Regions from separate parts of the Homo sapiens genome. Here region 2 is linked to region 1. Evidence: chromatin loops called from intact Hi-C (ENCODE). Cell type or tissue: gastrocnemius medialis. All regions are shown on one strand. Links, peaks and the distances in the headings refer to the core of each region. The heading gives the core; the rest is flanking DNA. Region 1 holds the start of ACOT2 (acyl-CoA thioesterase 2). Region 2 has its middle 12 kb from the start of DNAL1.

Region 1 (8,327 bases), core at 245-8,244:
TTGTTTTTTTTTTTTTTTTTTTAGAGATGAGATCTTGCTCTGTTGCCCAAGCTGGTATCGAACTCCTCCTGGGCTCAAGCAATCTCCTGCCTAGGACTCCCTCCTAACAGCTGGAACTACAAGCATGAACCACTGCACCCAGCTACTGGTGTATTGTTTCAGTAGTCTTTTTAAAAAATGTTAATATCTTGGTAAAAAATATATTTATACTGTTCTCTAACCTGCTTTTTTCATCAGTGTGATGGAAAAATGCTCATCATATATTCTTCTGCTATATAACTTTAGATGTCTACACTGATTTCATTTATGACATCACAATTAAACTGGTTAAACCAAATTCATATTGCTCACTTGTTTCTAATTTTTTCTCTATTAAAATGATATGATAAGCATCCTTGTAGCCAAATATTTACACACATTCATTAAGGTTTACTTAAAAGAAATTCCTAGACGTGGAGCTGAGTCAAAGAGAAGGGATCTTTTAAGTATTTTTGCACTGATTGCCATGAAAAGGTCATACCAGTTTATACATTCATCAATATATGAGTTTCTTTTCTAAATCTTCTTCAACATCATGTGAGAGACAGTTAAAGCATAGTTGTTCAGAGCCCAGGCTTGAGAATCAGATTTCAAAGGTATGAACCCTCTCCCTTTTTCTTTTCCTTTTTTTTTTTTTTTTCTGAGGAGTCTTGCTCAGTCGCCCAGGCTGGAGTGCAGTGGCCCAATCTCGGCTCACTGCAAGTGTGTCCAGAATTGGTGGATTCTTGGTCTCACTGACTTCAAGAATGAAGCCGTGGACCCTCACGGGAGCATTACAGCTCTTAAAGGTGGCATGTCCAGAGTTCGTTCCTTCTGATGTTCGGATGTGTTCGGAGTTTCTTCCTTCTGGTGGGTTCATGGTCTCGCTGGCTTAGGACTGAAGCTGCGGACCTTCGTGGTGAGTGTTACAGCTCTTAAGGCGGCGTGTCTGGAGTTGTTCGTTTTTCCCGGTGAGTTCATGGTCTCGCTGGCTTCAGGAGTGAAGCTACAGACCTTGGTGGTGAGTGTTAGAGCTCATAAAGGCAGTGTGGACGCAAAGAGTGAGCAGCAGTAAGATTTATTGCAAAGAACGAAAGAACAAAGTTTCCACAGTGTGGAAGGGGGACCCCAGCGGGTTGCCACTGCTGGCTAGGGCAGCCTGCTTTTATTCTCTTATCTGGCCCCACTCACATCCTGCTGATTGGTAGAGCCCAGGGGTCTGTTTTGACAGGGCACTGATTGGTGCGTTTACAATTCCTCAGCTAGACACAAAAGTTCTCCACGTCCCCACCAGAATAGTTAGATACAGAGTGTTGACACAAAGGTTCTCCAAGTCCCCACCAGAGTAGCTAGATACAGAGTGTTGATTGGTGCATTCACAAACCCTGAGCTAGACACAGGGTGCTGATTGGTGTGTTTACAAACCTTGAGCTAGATACAGAGTGCCGATTGGTGTATTTACAATCCCCTAGCTAGACATAAAGGTTCTCCAAGTTCCCACTAGACTCAGGAGCCCAGCTGGCTTCACCCAGTGGATCGTGCACTGGGGCTGCAGGTGGAGCTGCCTGCCAGTCCCGCACCGTGAGCCCACACTCCTCAGCCCTTGGGTGGTCAATGGGACTGGGCTCCGTGGAGCAGGGGGCGGCGCTCGTCAGGGAAGCTCAGGCTGCACAGGAGCCCACGGAGGCGGGGGGAGGCTCAGGCATGGAGGGCTGCAGGTCCTAAGCCCTTTCCCGTGGGAAGGCAGCTAAGGCCCAGCGAGAAATTGAGCACAGCGCCAGTGGGCCGGCACTGCTGGGGGACCCAGCACACCCTCCGCAGCCGCTGGCCCAGGTGCTAAGCCCCTCATTGCCCGGGGCTGGCAGGGCCAGCTGGCGGCTCCGAGTGTGGGGCCCACCAAGCCCATGCCCACCTGGAACTCCAGCTGGCCCGCAAGTGCGGAACGCAGCCTCAGTTCCCACTTGCGCCTCTCCCTCCACACCTCCCTGCAAGCTGAGGGAGACGGCTCCGGCCTTGGCCAGCCCAGAAAGGGGCTCCCACAGTGCAGCGGTGGGCTGAAGGGCTTCTCAAGTGCCGCCAAAGTGGGAGCCCAGGCAGAGGAAGTGCTGTGAGGGCTGCCAGCACGCTGTCACCTCTCACAAGCTCCACCTCTGGGGTTCACGCCATTCTCCTGCCTCAGCCTCTGGAGCAGCTGGGACTACAGGTGCCTGCCACCATGCCCAGTTAATTTCTTGTATTTTTTTTTAGTAGAGATGGGGTTTCACTGTGTTAGCCAGGATGGTGTCGATCTCCTGACCTCATGATCCACCCGCCTCAGCCTCCCAAAGTTCTGGGATTACAGGTGTGAGCCACCGCGCCCATCCCCTTTTTCTTTTTAGAGACAGGGTCTTGCTATGTTGTCCAGGTTGGTGCGAAACTCCTGGCCTTAAGCAACCCTGCCACCTCAGCCTCCAAGTAAACTGGGATTACAGGCGTGAGCCATCTTGCCCAACTTCCACTTTCTAGCTGTGTGATCTTCAGAAAATCAGTTAAATTCTCTGGGCCTTAATTTACTGATAGGGTTCTTGTAAGTATTAACCATTAGCTACTATTGAGAGGTGAAGACCGCTGGGCTTCTGGGTTGGGTGGGGACTTGGAGAACTTTTTTGTCTAGCTAAAGGATTGTAAATGCACCAATCAGCACTCTGTGTCTAGCTAAAGGTTTGTAAACGCACCAATCAGCACTGGGTAAAAACGAACCAATCAGCACTTTGTAAAACGAACCAATCAGCACTCTGTAAAATGGAAAATCAGCGCTCTGTAAAATGGACCAATCAGCAGGACATGAGCAGGGCCAAATAAGGGAATAAAAGCTGGTCACCCCAGCTAGTAGTGGTAACCTGCGTGAGTTCCGCTCCAGGCTGATGGAAGCTTTGTTCTTTTGTACTTCACAATAAACCTTGCTACTGCTCCTTCTTTGGGTCCATACTGCATTTCAGAGCTGTAACACCGTGAAGGTATACAGCTTCACTCCTGAAGCCAAGACCATGAACCCACTGAGAGGAACAAGAAAAACAACTCTGGACCTGCTGCCTTTATGAGCTGTAACACTCACCTTGAAGGTCTGTGGCTTTACTCTTGAAGTCGGTGAGAAGCGAGACCATGAACCCACCAGAAGGAACACATTCCGGACGCATCTGAACATCAGAGGAAACAAACTCCAGACACACTACTTTTCAGAACTGTATTAAGAACTGTAACAGTCACTGCGAGGGTCTGCGGCTTCATTCTTGATGTCAGCGAGACCAAGAATCCACCAGAAGGAACCAATTCCAGACACAGAATTATTTGCCTTCTTACTTCCTGAGAGTTCTAGGCACAGAACATACTTGAGGTGTTATACAAAGGTAATTAGAACTGACAGGGAATTGTATGATTAATGACGTGGGACATGAGAGATTTGGAACGAGATAAAAAGGCTTACCTTGAGGACAGCCTTATTAGGAGCAGAGGCAAACACAGGTTTTGTGGGTTTGAAGCCTACACATTTATAGCTTTCTCTAATTACACAGGTAGGAAATTATAAAATCAGGTACAAGGGCTTGGCAGGGGCCTAAAGCTTAAGTGATGAAAAAAAAAAACACCACACCTCTGGTGAAACCAATAGCTTACGAAAAAGTAGAAAAAAGCGCGATGCATGGGGAGCTCCGGTAGTCCTTTGAGGTATTTGAGAGGCTGAGTCAGGAAGATGGCTTGAGCACCAGGAGTTGGAGGTTTGTAAGTGCAGTGATGGTAAACTGCCGCTGTACTCCAGTCTGGCAATGTAGTGAGACCCTGTCTCTCAAAAAAAAAAAGTAACCCTTGCCTGACTGGGACAATAATTGAGAAACCAGTAAAACAAAATAATAACTATTAGCCGGGCGCGGTGGCTCATGCCTGTAAATCCTAGCATTTTGGGAGGCTGAGGCGGGCGGATTACAAAGTCAGGAGTTTGAGAAATTACTACCTATTACCCCATTTGGCTATTTTTACACTTGTAAGGAATGAAGCTCAGAGGTCACACAGCTAGTAAGAAGCCAGCACCCTTCGATGTGGGATTGATGTGGAGGATAGGCATATACAGAGAACACAAAAGCAAAACACCATGGTGCAGATTTTGAAAGAAAAGCCCTAAGATTAGTAATGAGTGTGAATTATTCAACAAAGTGATCAAAACTAACTCCAGCTCTGCATTCCTCTTCGCCATCAGGAGTTTGGAGCCTGGAGACTGCTAGCTGCCTGGTTCTTTAAGAACCAGCCCTGGTCCAGCCCATTCCGCAGGCCAGCAAGCTTCTGAAAAGCAAACCTAGGAAGTAGCTTTCCAACATAAAGTGGAGGTTTCAACACAGGAGACTTTAAGCAAGTTCCAGTGTGTCTATATTTGGTCTGGCTGATCGGCTGGACTCTGGCCTTCCCCGCTCACGTTAGCAGACAGCTCTGCCCTAGTGGGCGCTTAGCCTGCGACGGCAGCCCGAGAGGATGTCTAACAAGCTTCTTTCTCCCCACCCCCATTCAGTTGTTCTCAGGTCTGAATTCAAAATGGCCTCATCTCCTGCTGTCCTTCGAGCGTCCCGGCTGTACCAATGGAGCCTGAAGAGTTCGGCGCAGTTCCTGGGGTCTCCACAGCTGAGGCAGGTTGGTCAGATCATTAGGGTTCCTGCTCGGATGGCGGCGACGCTGATCCTGGAGCCTGCGGGCCGCTGCTGCTGGGACGAACCGGTGCGAATCGCCGTGCGCGGCCTAGCCCCGGAGCAGCCGGTCACGCTGCGCGCGTCCCTGCGCGACGAGAAGGGCGCGCTTTTCCAGGCCCACGCGCGCTACCGCGCCGACACTCTTGGCGAGCTGGACCTGGAGCGCGCGCCCGCGCTGGGCGGCAGCTTCGCGGGGCTTGAGCCCATGGGGCTGCTCTGGGCCTTGGAGCCCGAGAAACCTTTGGTGCGGCTGGTGAAGCGCGACGTGCGAACGCCCTTGGCCGTGGAGCTGGAGGTGCTGGATGGCCACGACCCCGACCCCGGGCGGCTGCTGTGCCAGACGCGGCACGAGCGCTACTTCCTCCCGCCCGGGGTGCGGCGCGAGCCGGTGCGCGTGGGCCGGGTGCGAGGCACGCTCTTCCTGCCGCCAGGTGACTCACCTCCGCTAATTGTTCCGTGTTCGTTCGCCTTTCACTTTGTGTGTCTCCCCCGCCCCACGCTTTTCGCTTATGTGTATGCCCCCCCGCCGCGCCCCCGGGCTATATTGCCCAGGCAGGTTTCGAATTCCTGGTCTCCAGCTATCTTCCCGCCTCTGCCTCCCTAAGAGCTGGGATTACAGGGTGAGCCACCGCGCCCGGCACTTTGAGGGGAGTTACACTTTTTTTTTTTTTCCGTCCCTGCCCTTTTCACACGAAGAAGGGATGTAGCTTCCAACCTTCCGGAGGTTAGTGTAAAGAAACAGGAATGGAATGGAAAGCTGATTGGGGAAGTGTCCCTGCCGCTCCAAAACTGAGAGGTCCCTCAAACCTAGTGCTCAGTTAAAAGACATTGTAAGGGCCAGGCGCAGTGGCTCACGCTTGTAATCCCAGCACTTTGGGAAGTCTCGGCGGGCAGATCACGAGATCAAAAGATTGAGGCCATCCTGACTAACACGGTGAAACCCCGTCTCTACTAAAAATACAAAACAGTAGCTGGGCGTAGTAGCGGGCGCCTGTAGTCCCAGCTACTCGGGAGGCTGAGGCAGGAGAATGGTGTGAACCCGGGAGGCAGAGTTTGTAGTGAGCTGAGATCGCGCCACTGCACTCCAGCCTGGGCGACAGAGCGAGACTCCGTCTCAAAAAAAAGACATTGTAAGGAAAGGAAAAAGACACTTATATTAAAAACAAAACAGGCCGGGCGCGGTGGCTAACGCCTGTAATCCTAGCGCTTTGGGAGGCCGAGGCCGGCGGATCACCTGAGGTCAGGAGTTCGAGACCAGCCTGGCCAACATGGTGAAACCCCATCTCTACTAAAAATAGAAAAATTAGCCAGGCGTGGTGGTGCATGCCTGTAGTCCCAACTACTTAGGAGGTTGAGGCAGGAGAATCGCTGGAACCCGGGAGGCAGAGGTTGCAGTGAGCTGAGATCATGCCATTGCACTCCAGCCTGGGGGACAAGAGTGACTCTATCTTAAAAAAAAAAAAAAAAAATTCAGGTAGTTTCAATTTTTTAATGTTCTTATTTATGTATTGACTAGGAAGCCACTTTTTTTTTTTTTTAAATAAGAATTCCGACTGGTTTTCTCACTGTATTTCCATGGCAGCTAGGAGGTGCCAGGTGGCTGGGCCTGTGACAGTGCAGAGGTTTTGGTGCCTGCCCGCCCACCATTGCTCCAGCTGCAGCTGCTGCCCCCTGCAGGGCCTGTTCGTTCCTGCTGCCTAGCTCCCCGCTGGCTGGCTATGATCTCCCTGTTACCATTCCAGGAGAGCAGCCGCGTCCCTATGCATGGCAGGACCAGGTACTATTGTGGCCTCTCCTCTTGGCCTCGAATGGTATCTTTGTCATCAGTGAGCAAGTCCCCAAAGACCACGGTCTTGTCCATTGTCAGGATAATTCACTCCACAAGCTGGGGCTCCAGGTGCTGCCCTACCCAGCGGTGCTTCTCACCCACACAGTGGTCATACTTTGGCAGGGGCTGGTGCAGTGTGAAGACCTCGGTGTTTTGCATGTGCTTCATCTCTTGCAAGGTCCTCCGGGGTTGGGCTTCAAGACTAGGGAAAAGCCTGGGCTTCACACCCGTGGGCCACTTTATCCACCAGGTCCGGCAGCAGGGTGAGGTACTGCTTCCAGACCAGGAAGCTGCGGTGCTGCTGCAGTGTCACATGCAGCTCCCTGAGAAGGGGCGGCTGAAGCCCCGCAGGAGGCCGTCTGGAAGCTGCCAGCACGCGGTCCCTGTCCATCAGCACACGCGTGGGCTGTGCTCATCGCTGCCGGGGCACTGGGGTTTCTCGGGATCCTAGGGGTATGGGGCCCAGAAATGTTCTTTAAAAGTTTCTCATTTTTGCAACTTTTCTTTGAATTCGCACAGTATGTTAAGATTTATGTAAATTAGCATTTACAATAGGAAAACCTCTTCCTGTCAAATGGAAATTTGAGGTTACTGGATACTTTTATATTACATAAAGAGCAATCAGCCAGTGTAAAAATGAAATGATGCTTATCCTTATTAATAATCAAAGAAATGCAAAATAAAACAACAGAGTACATTTCACACCCTCAGAAGTGGCCCACTTTTAGAAGCTAGCATTATCAATTGCTGACCAGTATGTGGAGGAAATGAAACTCACTGCTAGAAGGAGCAACATATTCATCTGCTCTGGGCAACAATTTGTCTTAACTTACAAAGTTAAATATGTTATTCTACTTGTACATGTGCACCAGGAGGCATATTCCTTATAAGAGGCCAGATGAGCAGTCTGGATTAATTTAAAAAAAGAGCAAAGTCAACTGGAAACAGTCCAAATGTCCATCAACAATAGAACAGATTAATAAATTGAGGTATATTTCCAGCAGTCAAAGTGATTGAACTACAGCTACAAGAATCAACATCTATCAAGATATACAAAAGAAAAGAAAAAAAAAGAATCAACATGGATGAATCTCCAAACCACTGTTGAGTGAAACAGTCAAACCCTAGGAGAACACATTCAGTATCATTCCATTTAGATACAATTCAAAAACTAGGCAAAATAAAATATTAAGGTACATAATCTAAGTGGTAATACTATGAAGAAAACCAAGAGTGATACACAGAAAGTCCAGGATACTGGAAAGAGAGGAAAGGGCACAGGGGTCTGTGGGACGTTGATGGTTTGCGGGTATCAGCACTGAACTATGTCTTAAAAGTGTTGCCTGTAAGGTGTTTGCATTTTTTTTTTTTTTTTTTTTTTTTTTGAGACAGTGTCTCGCTCTTTCGCCCAGGCTGGAGTAGTGGCACAATCTTGGCTCACTGCAACCTCCACCTCCCGGGTTCAAGCGATTCTCCTCCCTCAGCCTCCCGAGTAGCTGGGATTACAGGTGGCCGCCACCACACCCAGCTAATTTTTGTATTTTTAGTACAGATGGGGTTTCACCATGTTGGCCAGGCTGGTCTCGAACTCCTGACCTCAGGTGATCCACCCGTCTCAGCCTCCCAAAGTGCTGGGGTTACAGGCGTGAGCCACCGGACCCAGCCTGCATTATTACTATTTAATTTTGTGTGAAACACAAAACCTTTAATGTAAATGATAAAAATATCAGTAAGTGGAGTCATTCAGAATGAGTAGCCTTTTGAGTCTGTCT
Region 2 (8,327 bases), core at 192-8,191, 64 kb after region 1:
AATCCTAGCATTTTGGGAAGCCGAGGCTGGTGGATGACCGGAGGTCAGGAGTTTGAGACCAGCCTGGTCAACATGGTGAAACCCCCGTCTCTACTAAAAATACAAAAAAGTTACCCGGGCATAGTGGTGGGCGCCTGTAATCCCACCTACTTGGGAGGCTGAGGCAGGAGAATTCCCTGTACCTGGGAGGTGGAGGTTGCAGTGAGCCGAGATAACGCCACTGCACTTCAGCCTGAGCAACAAGAGCGAGAGTATGTTCCCAAAAAAAAAAAAAGAAAGAAAAAAAAATTGCCACAGCCACACCAACCTTCTGCAACCACCACCCTAGTGAGTCTGTGGCCTTCAAATGGAGGCAAAAATATCAGCAAAAAGATTACGACCCACTGAAGTCTCAGATAATCATTAGCATTATTTAGCAGAGGTGTGTTTTTTCATTAAGGTATGTACTTTTTTTAAACATAATGCTATGGCAACTTAATAGACTACAGTATATTATACACCTTTTATATGCACTGGGAAACCAAACATTCATGTGACTCACTTTATTGTGATATGTGCTTTATTGCAGTGGTCTGGAAGCAAATCTGCAATATCTCCCAGGTATCCCTGTATTAACAATTATTATTTCAGATAAGGAAATGGAGATCCAAGAGAAGAAACATGCCTGGTTAGTGGGAGAGCTAAGTCAGTCCAAGGCCAAAGCCCATGCCTTCACTGACCACTTGGCTCTAGTGCCTTCCAGCTTGAGGAGAGACTGGAAGAGTGCAGAGCTGCATGAAGGGGACTATAAGAAAGTTAATGGTATGTTAGGGTCACATGATGTAGCTTCACAACCCAAGGTGGAAAGTTTAGATTTTTTTTTTTTTTGAGATGGAGTCTCACTCTGTTGCCCAGGCTGGAGTGCAGTGGTGCAATCTCAGCTCACTGCAAGCTCTGCCTCCCGGGTTCACGCCATTCTCCTGCCTCAGCCTCCCAAGTAGCTGGGACTACAGGCACCCGCCACCAAGCCCGGCTAATTTTTTTGTATTTTTTTAGTAGAGACGGGGTTTCACCGTGTTAGCCAGGATGGTTTGGATCTCCTGACTTTGAGATCCGCCCTCCTCGGCCTCCCAAAGTGCTGGGATTACAGACGTGAACCACCACACCCGGCCCCAGATTACTTATTTCTTATCATTTTAAATTGGCTCCACCGCATTCCAGCTTGGGCGACAGAGCAAGACACCATCTCAAAAAAAATAAAAAATAAAAAACAAAAAAATTTAAAAAAAAAAGAAATATGATTGGACAAAAAGGGTACGTGGTGTCCTAATTAGACAAAGGGAGTCAGGCTGGTGGGAGCAGGGGAAAGCAAAAAGAAGACGCAGATAAGCTACCAGTCTGCCTTTCTTCATGGTCCAGGACACAGCCCTCCTGCACAAATAACTGATAATCTTCCTCCGCCCAACTATCACCAGACCCCTCCAAGTTAGCTCACTGCAACCTTGGTGTTATCGCTACTGCACAAATCCCTCTTCAACAGACAGCATAAACATTATTCTATAAAGTCCCCAGCAAGCCTTTGTTTCTTTGCAGTCAACTTCTCTTCTGCTGGCCTGCCTGTTGCAACGTTCTCGCAACGTATTTTCCTACTTTCTCTAATAAATCTGCCTTTCTTTACCTACAACTGTCTTGGTAAATTCTTTTACCCCATGCCACCATAGTGGTTCGCTCCCCCAATAAAATGCTACTAAGCTGAGTGGGGAAACCCAGCAAGGCCTGTCTGTCTAGATTCTTCTTGGCTTCTCTGAGCTTCATTCCTTCCTTCTGGGTGTGGGGCATGCCGGTCCCTCTTTAGAATGGGAATCACGACTTACAGTCAAATAAGGTAGATCAGATCATTTGTTTACAGCCAATTTTTACACAGAAAGGCAGAGGGAAAATTACAGTAATATTTTGAGGTTTTATCACTGGCTTTAGGGAAAAGGAGTTCTGGTTTCTATGATCTGCCTGGAAGAAAAGGGATTCTAGTTTTTATGGCTAGCCTCAGGGAAGAATGGGACTCAGAGCAGGGTGGCAGGAGAAGGGCAAAGAAAAACTTTCCCTTCTGAGGCCTTCATTTTGGGGTATTGTTCTCTGAGCCCCAACAATATTTATGGCGAAAGGACCAAAGACAGGACTTTAACAAGTCCTTGCTTTTCAGAGAAAAGTACCTTGCAGGTACTTACTTTTCAAAGAAAACAGGGTTGTTGGATGGCTCTAAACCAGAAACTCTTGGTCCAATGGCCATGTGTTTTCAGTGGCAAATACATTCTATCCAGAAATATGACACATGACAATTATTTATAGATAAATGGGATAAGATTTGAAAATGGGATTGTTTCTCCCCAAATTTAGGATTTATATACATACCCCTCTTCCTTGACAAGCAGTTTAATAAAATATGTTCACCTGGGTTAATTCACCTCATTTTACACATGCGTTTTAATTAAGATAGAATAGTAGAAAACAATTTTTTTTTTAATTTTTAGAGACCAGGTCTTGCTCTGTCACCCAGGCTGGGGTGCAGTGGTGCAATCCATAGCTCACTGCAACCTCTAACTCCTGGGCTCAAGTGGTCCTCCCACTTCAGCCTCCTGAGTAGCTAGGACAACAGGCATGAGCCACCATGGCCAGCTATTTGAAAAAATGTAGTAGGTGAAGGTAGTGGCGGCCAGGGCTGGGGTCCTGGGAGTCTAGTGGCCGCAAAGGGCATCCCAGAATGTGATGCCACTGGGTGCACAGACAGCCTCCCACATTACCAAGGGCATGCTCCCGGGGCCCTAACCTAAGACCCCAGAAGAACGGGTCGCTGCCACCAAGAAGTATAAATATGTGTGTGGAAGACTACGAGCCTTATTCGAATGACGGCATGGGGTATGGGGACTACCTGAAGCTCCCTGACCACTTATAGCAGAAGAGGGATCTGTGGTATAACTGAGACCACCTGGCCTGAGGTTGAACTGGGGATACACTGGCACCTAGACATGCATATCAGGAACCATGTAGCTATGTCCCCCACACCTGTTTCTTGGAATATCATGTGTATACAGCTCTTCGGCTCTGTGGCTTTCATGATGTTCATGTTCTGGGTGGGGGTGATTTACCCTGTCTACCAGCCCGTGGGACCAAAACAGTGTCCTTGCAATAATCTGTACCTGGAACAAGGTGGCGATCTCTCCAAAGAACCTGAGCCAGTGGTTGACTATGGATACCAGGAGGCTTTGTGGGCTTTTGCGCCCTCTAACTAAGACTCCCTCATTCCTATAAATTTAACCTTAATGAAATCCCTAATAAAACTCAGTGCTGTGGTGGTTTAAAAAAAAAAAAAGAAAAGGAAATTTGTAGAGATGGGGGTCTCGTTATGTTGCCCAGGGTGGTCTTGAACTCCTGGCCTCAAAGTGATCCTTCTGCCTCTGTCTCCCAAAATGCTGGGATTACAGGCATGAGCCACCATGCCTAGCCGGAAAACAAATTTTAAATTACATATATCAATACTTTCTTCACTGTGAAAGATTCAAGTAATACAGATAAAATAAAAGGTCCTCTTAACTCATTACCCAATCTCAGTCTTCTCCCAAGGGTAGTTACTATTACCAGTTTGAAGTGTTTCCTTCCAGAACCATTCCAGAACCATTTTGTATATATATACAAAATACAATATTCATATGTATGAATGAAAAACTATGGTTTTATTTTGTGGGTTCAAGGCCTTTTCTCTCTCTTAAAAAAACAGAAATGTAATATACTTGGCTGGGGGCAGTGGCTCATGCCTGTAATCCCAGCACTTTGGGAGGCCAAGGCAGGGGGATCACCTGAGGTCAGGAGTTCAAGACCAGCCTGGCCAACATGGTGAAACCCCATCTCTACTAAAAATACAAAAATTAGCCAGATGCAGTGGTTTGCGCCTATAATCCCAGCTACTAGGGAGGCTGAGGTAGGAGAATCACTTGAACCCGGGAAGTGGAGGTTGCAGTGAGCCAAGATCACGCCATTGCACTCCAGCCTGGGTGACAGAGTGAGACCCTGTCTCAAAAAAAAAAAAAAAAGAAGAAGAAGAAATGTAATATACTTGTAAGCTTTTCTTCTGCATACAAAAAATATACATTGTTAACACTTGTTCCAGTCCACAGGACAATAGAACTTATTTCCTTAGGGTATATATCTGTAATTCAGCTTTCTCTCTCTCTCTCTCTCTTTTTTTTTTTTTTTGAGATGGGGTCTCATTCTGTCCCCCAAGCTGGAGTGCAATGGCACAATATCGGCTCACTGCAGCCTCCGCCTCCCGGTTTCATGCGATTCTCTCGCCTCAGCCTCCCGAGTAGCTGGGATTACAGGTGCCTGCCACCACGCCTGGCTAATTTTTGAATTTTTAGTAGAGATTTGGTTTCACCATTCTGGCCAGGCTGGTCTCGAACTCCTGACCTCACGTGATCCATCCGCTTCGGCCTCCTAAAGTGCTGGGATTACAGGCGTGAGCCACTGCGGGCTGTCCTGTAGTTCCACTTTCTGAATGAAAAAGCAAAATTTATGCTCCCTCCTGAGCTCATCCCCTATGTCCCCGCTGGGCTCGTTTTAGGTCTTTGCTGGCATTCAAGTTGGGGAAGTGTCTCTCCACCAGTTTCTATTATCAATCCCTACTATTTTATAGTTCAATTCAGTATCTCATCGGAAACGTTTAAACTTTAACTTTGATAGTCTTTCTTAATCCAGGACAAAGATTACTTAAAACGGAGGAAAGGAATTTGTTAGGACCCTAGCACACTTGGCCTCCTTCAATCAGGCTTAGGGAATATTGACCCCTGGTGGCCAGTGAGGAAATTCAGAGGCGGCCAGAGGCCGGCACTTACCGTTAAAAATGCTTAACTTTATTCGCCACACGTCCGGGGTAAACTCGCGAGGGGATCCTACCTCTTCCAGATGGTTCCACACGGGACCTCTAGGAGCTCAAAGGACCCTGGGCCCTCCGAAGTCGTCTCTTCTTGCAGCCCGTTGCTAAGTGGCGCCGCAGGGACCAGCCCAGGTCCCATCACGTGGCCCTGCAGGGTTTTGCCCCACAGGGCCACGACCTGCCAGGCCGGGCCCCCCTCCTCCCTCCTCTTCAGCGCGGAACCTCGGCCGCCAGTGCCAGGCCGCCTCGACCTTGGCGGAGGTCAAAGCCGCGACAGTCCCGGACCATGTGGCCGGCGGTCCGGGCAGCGCTCCGAGCCTCTGGGGTCCCCCTCCAGGCCTGGAGGCCGATATCCACATCGTCCTTTTTCTCCCAAAAGGCCGCGACCCTGACCGTCACGCCCAAGACTGGGCTGGCCGACAAGTGCCTGGATATGAAAGCAGAAGGCTTGGGCTCGGGGGAGCCGGTGACCCTGCAGGTGTCGGGCGTCAGCCACCGAGGCCGCCTCTTCCACTCCCTTGCCCACTACGAGGTGGACAGCGGCGGGGGGCTGGACCTGGCCGGGGACCTGGCTCTAGGAGGCGACTTCACGGGCGTGGGGCCCATGGGGCTCCTGTGGAGCCTCATGCCGGCCGCTTCGAAGGATCCACGCCTCAGTCGAATGCGGAGGGCCGCCTTGAAAAACCCCCTCATAGTGGAGGTGACCATCCACCTAACGCCGCTGCAGCAGGCGGCGCCGCTGAGTCCGGCGCTGGCCTCGGCCCAGGTGCAGCGCTGGTTCTCCATCCCCGAGCTGCGCCGCGCGCCTGCGAGCCGGCCGCCTGCGGGGGGTCTTCCTGCTGCCATCAGGTGCGGGGGCCCTTTTCCGCAGAGTGCCTGACAGCAGAGTGAGGGAATCGACTGGCTTGCTTTGCTAGCTGGTTTGTCATCTGAAAACAAAGCGAGCTCCTTAATCCCTTTATTTTGTCTCCTAGACTTCAAGTGGAACATTCATTCCCCTAGATGGTGGCTAGGATCCAAATTTCATCTGCTTATGCACCTTTCTTCTGCCAGCTGCTCACCCGCCAGAGTCCTAGTGCTGCATACGCTATTCCTTAGGAGCATAGACCCTGCGTGTTTGCTATATTAAGCATAAGATTGCTGCAAAGTTTCTAGCATTAAATGCTTTTGTTTGCTTACAGCAGTCTCAACCTCCTGAGCCCAAGCGATCCTCCCACCTCAGCCTTCAGAGTAGAGTAGCTGGGACAGCAGCCATGTGCCACCCAGGTAAATTTTTTTTTTATTTTTTGTAGAGACAGGGTTTCCCTACGTTGCCCAGCCTGGTCTTGAACTCGTGGGCTCCAGCGATCCTCCCACCTTGGCCTCCCCAAGTGTTGGGATTACAGGTGTGAACCACCACACCCAGCCATCTTTCTTTTTTAAATTCTTATTTTTTTAGAGACTAGGTCTTGCTCTGTCACCCAGGCTGGAGTGCAATGGCATCATGATAGCTTATTGCAGCCTCGACCTTCTGGGCTCAAGTGATCCTTCCACCTCATCTTCTCAAAGTGCTGGGATTACAGGCGTACATGGCCTCATTTTAACCTTTTTGTTTTTTTAGAGATAGGGTCTTGCTATGCTGCCCAGACTGGTCTTGAACTCCTGGCCTTAAGCAGTCCTCCCACCTCAACTTCTCAAAGTACTGGGATTACAGACACACACAACTGAGCCTGGCTTTATTATTATTATTATTATTATTATTATTATTATTATTATTATTATTATTTGAGACAGGGTCTCACTCTGTCACCCTGGCTGGAGTGCAGTGGCACTGTCACGGCTCACTGCAACCTCCCTTCCAGGGCTGAAGCGATTCTCCCACCTCAGCCTCCCAAGTAGCTGGAACTACAGGATCTCACCACTCTGCCCAGCCACTTTTACTTTAATTGGAATAACAAAGGAATATATCTGAAAAATACCAGGAAACAATTGGCCGATAAATTCTTCTCTTGGAATAGTGAAGGAATAAAACATCCCCAACAGGACTGTTGAAAGAGAAATAATAGACCAACGTTGGGAGGATATTAGTTTGACATTTTACTATCTCTTCACACATGTAGTTCATTTTATAGTACACCTTCATTAGACCTTTAAAACAGTTTAATCCCTGTCAAATTATGGATTCTGGTGACTCTGACTATATCTTAAATTTATTGAGAAATCAAAGGGCCCTTTAAATTTGGATGTCTGGGTTTGTTTTTGTTTTTTGATTCTTTGTTTGTTTTTTGAGACGTAGTCTCACTCTGTTGCCCAGGCTAGAGTGCAGTGGTGAGATCTCAGCTCACTGCAACCTCCGTCACCCAAGTTGAAGCGGTTCTCCCACCTCAGCCTCCCGACTAGCTGGGATCACAGGCATGCACCACCACAACCAGCTAGTTTTTTGTATTTTTAGTAGAGATGGGTTTTTGGGGTTTCACCATGATGACCAGGCTGGTCTCGAACTCCCGACCTCAAATGATCTGCTCACCTCGGCCTCCCAAAGTGCTGGGATTACAGGCATGAGCCACTGTACCTGGCTTTAAAAATCTCATGCTAAAAACCAGACATCCAGCCGGATGCAGTGGCTCACGCCTGTAATCTCAGCACTTTGAGAGGCCGAGGCGGGCAGATCACCTGAGGTCAGCAGTTTGAGACCAGCCTGGCCAACGTGTAGTGAAACCCCGTCTCTACTAAAAAATACAAAAATTAGCTGGGCATGGTGGCACACACCTGTAGTCCCAGCTACTTGGGAAGCTGAGGCAGGAGAATCGCTTGAACCTGGCAGGTGGAGGTTGTAGTGAGCTGAGATCGCACCACTGTACCTTAGCCTGGGCAACAGATCAAGACTCCGTCTCTCAAACAAACAAACGAACAAACAAAAGCAGACATCCGGCCAGCACGGTGGCTTACCCCTGTAATCCCAGCACTTTCGGAGGCTGAGGTGGGTGGATCGCCTGAGGTCAGGAGTTCAAGACCAGCCTGGCCAACATGGCAGAAACCTTGTCTCTACAAAAATTAGCAGGGTGCAGTGGGGCACAAGAATTGCTTGAGCCCGGGAGGTGTGGAGGTTGCAGTGAGTCCAGACTATGCCACTGCATTCCAGCCTGGGCTATGGGAGTGAAACCCTGTCTAAAAAAAGAAAAAAAAAAGGAGATTTTTATTCTTACATAACTCAAAGCTTGCAGAACTATTTGCTTAGACTTATCAGGACTTGTACTTCAAACCAAAACACTTCCCATATATTTGGTGCGATTTTTCTTTTTCTTTTTTTCCATTTACCAGTGATTAACTCACAGGGAAAAAAATATAAAAATATTTTTACATTTATAGAATCAAAATAGCTCAAATAAATGTCTATTTCAACCACAATAATAAATCCATTTCCACAAAACAGATGTTTTCT

What was found. A loop is a pair of places that touch in the nucleus more often than their neighbours do. Peaks named below come from ENCODE experiments on the same cell type or tissue, not always from the same donor. Only the 100,000 strongest peaks of a DNase experiment are listed, where the experiment ranks them.
Region 2: a loop joins it to region 1, with 2.9 times the contacts of the local background. A loop is called at or near these places in 18 of 110 quality-filtered maps.

The regions. Positions count from the first base shown.
Region 1 is chr14:73,564,726-73,573,052 of GRCh38, forward strand. It overlaps ACOT2 (acyl-CoA thioesterase 2), which reads left to right and starts at 4,488. Exons shown (of 3, transcript NM_006821.6): 1 at 4,488-5,158. The coding sequence starts at 4,516. It also overlaps a transcript of HEATR4 not described here and the pseudogene NT5CP1. RefSeq lists enhancers at 1,794-2,311, 2,705-3,904, 5,099-5,268. In gastrocnemius medialis, for the core only: CTCF peaks have their summits at 4,498 and 6,415 (motif pointing left); DNase peaks (open chromatin) are centred at 4,476, 5,214, 5,616 and 6,475; H3K4me3 peaks cover 2,631 bases; H3K27ac peaks cover 2,720 bases.
Region 2 is chr14:73,628,796-73,637,122 of GRCh38, forward strand. It overlaps a transcript of HEATR4 not described here and the pseudogene NDUFB8P1. Among named protein-coding and RNA genes, the nearest start is that of DNAL1, 12 kb to the right of the region's middle. RefSeq lists an enhancer at 4,533-4,582. In gastrocnemius medialis, for the core only: CTCF peaks have their summits at 4,824 (motif pointing left), 5,029 and 5,624; DNase peaks (open chromatin) are centred at 4,946 and 5,640; H3K4me3 peaks cover 1,470 bases; H3K27ac peaks cover 1,584 bases.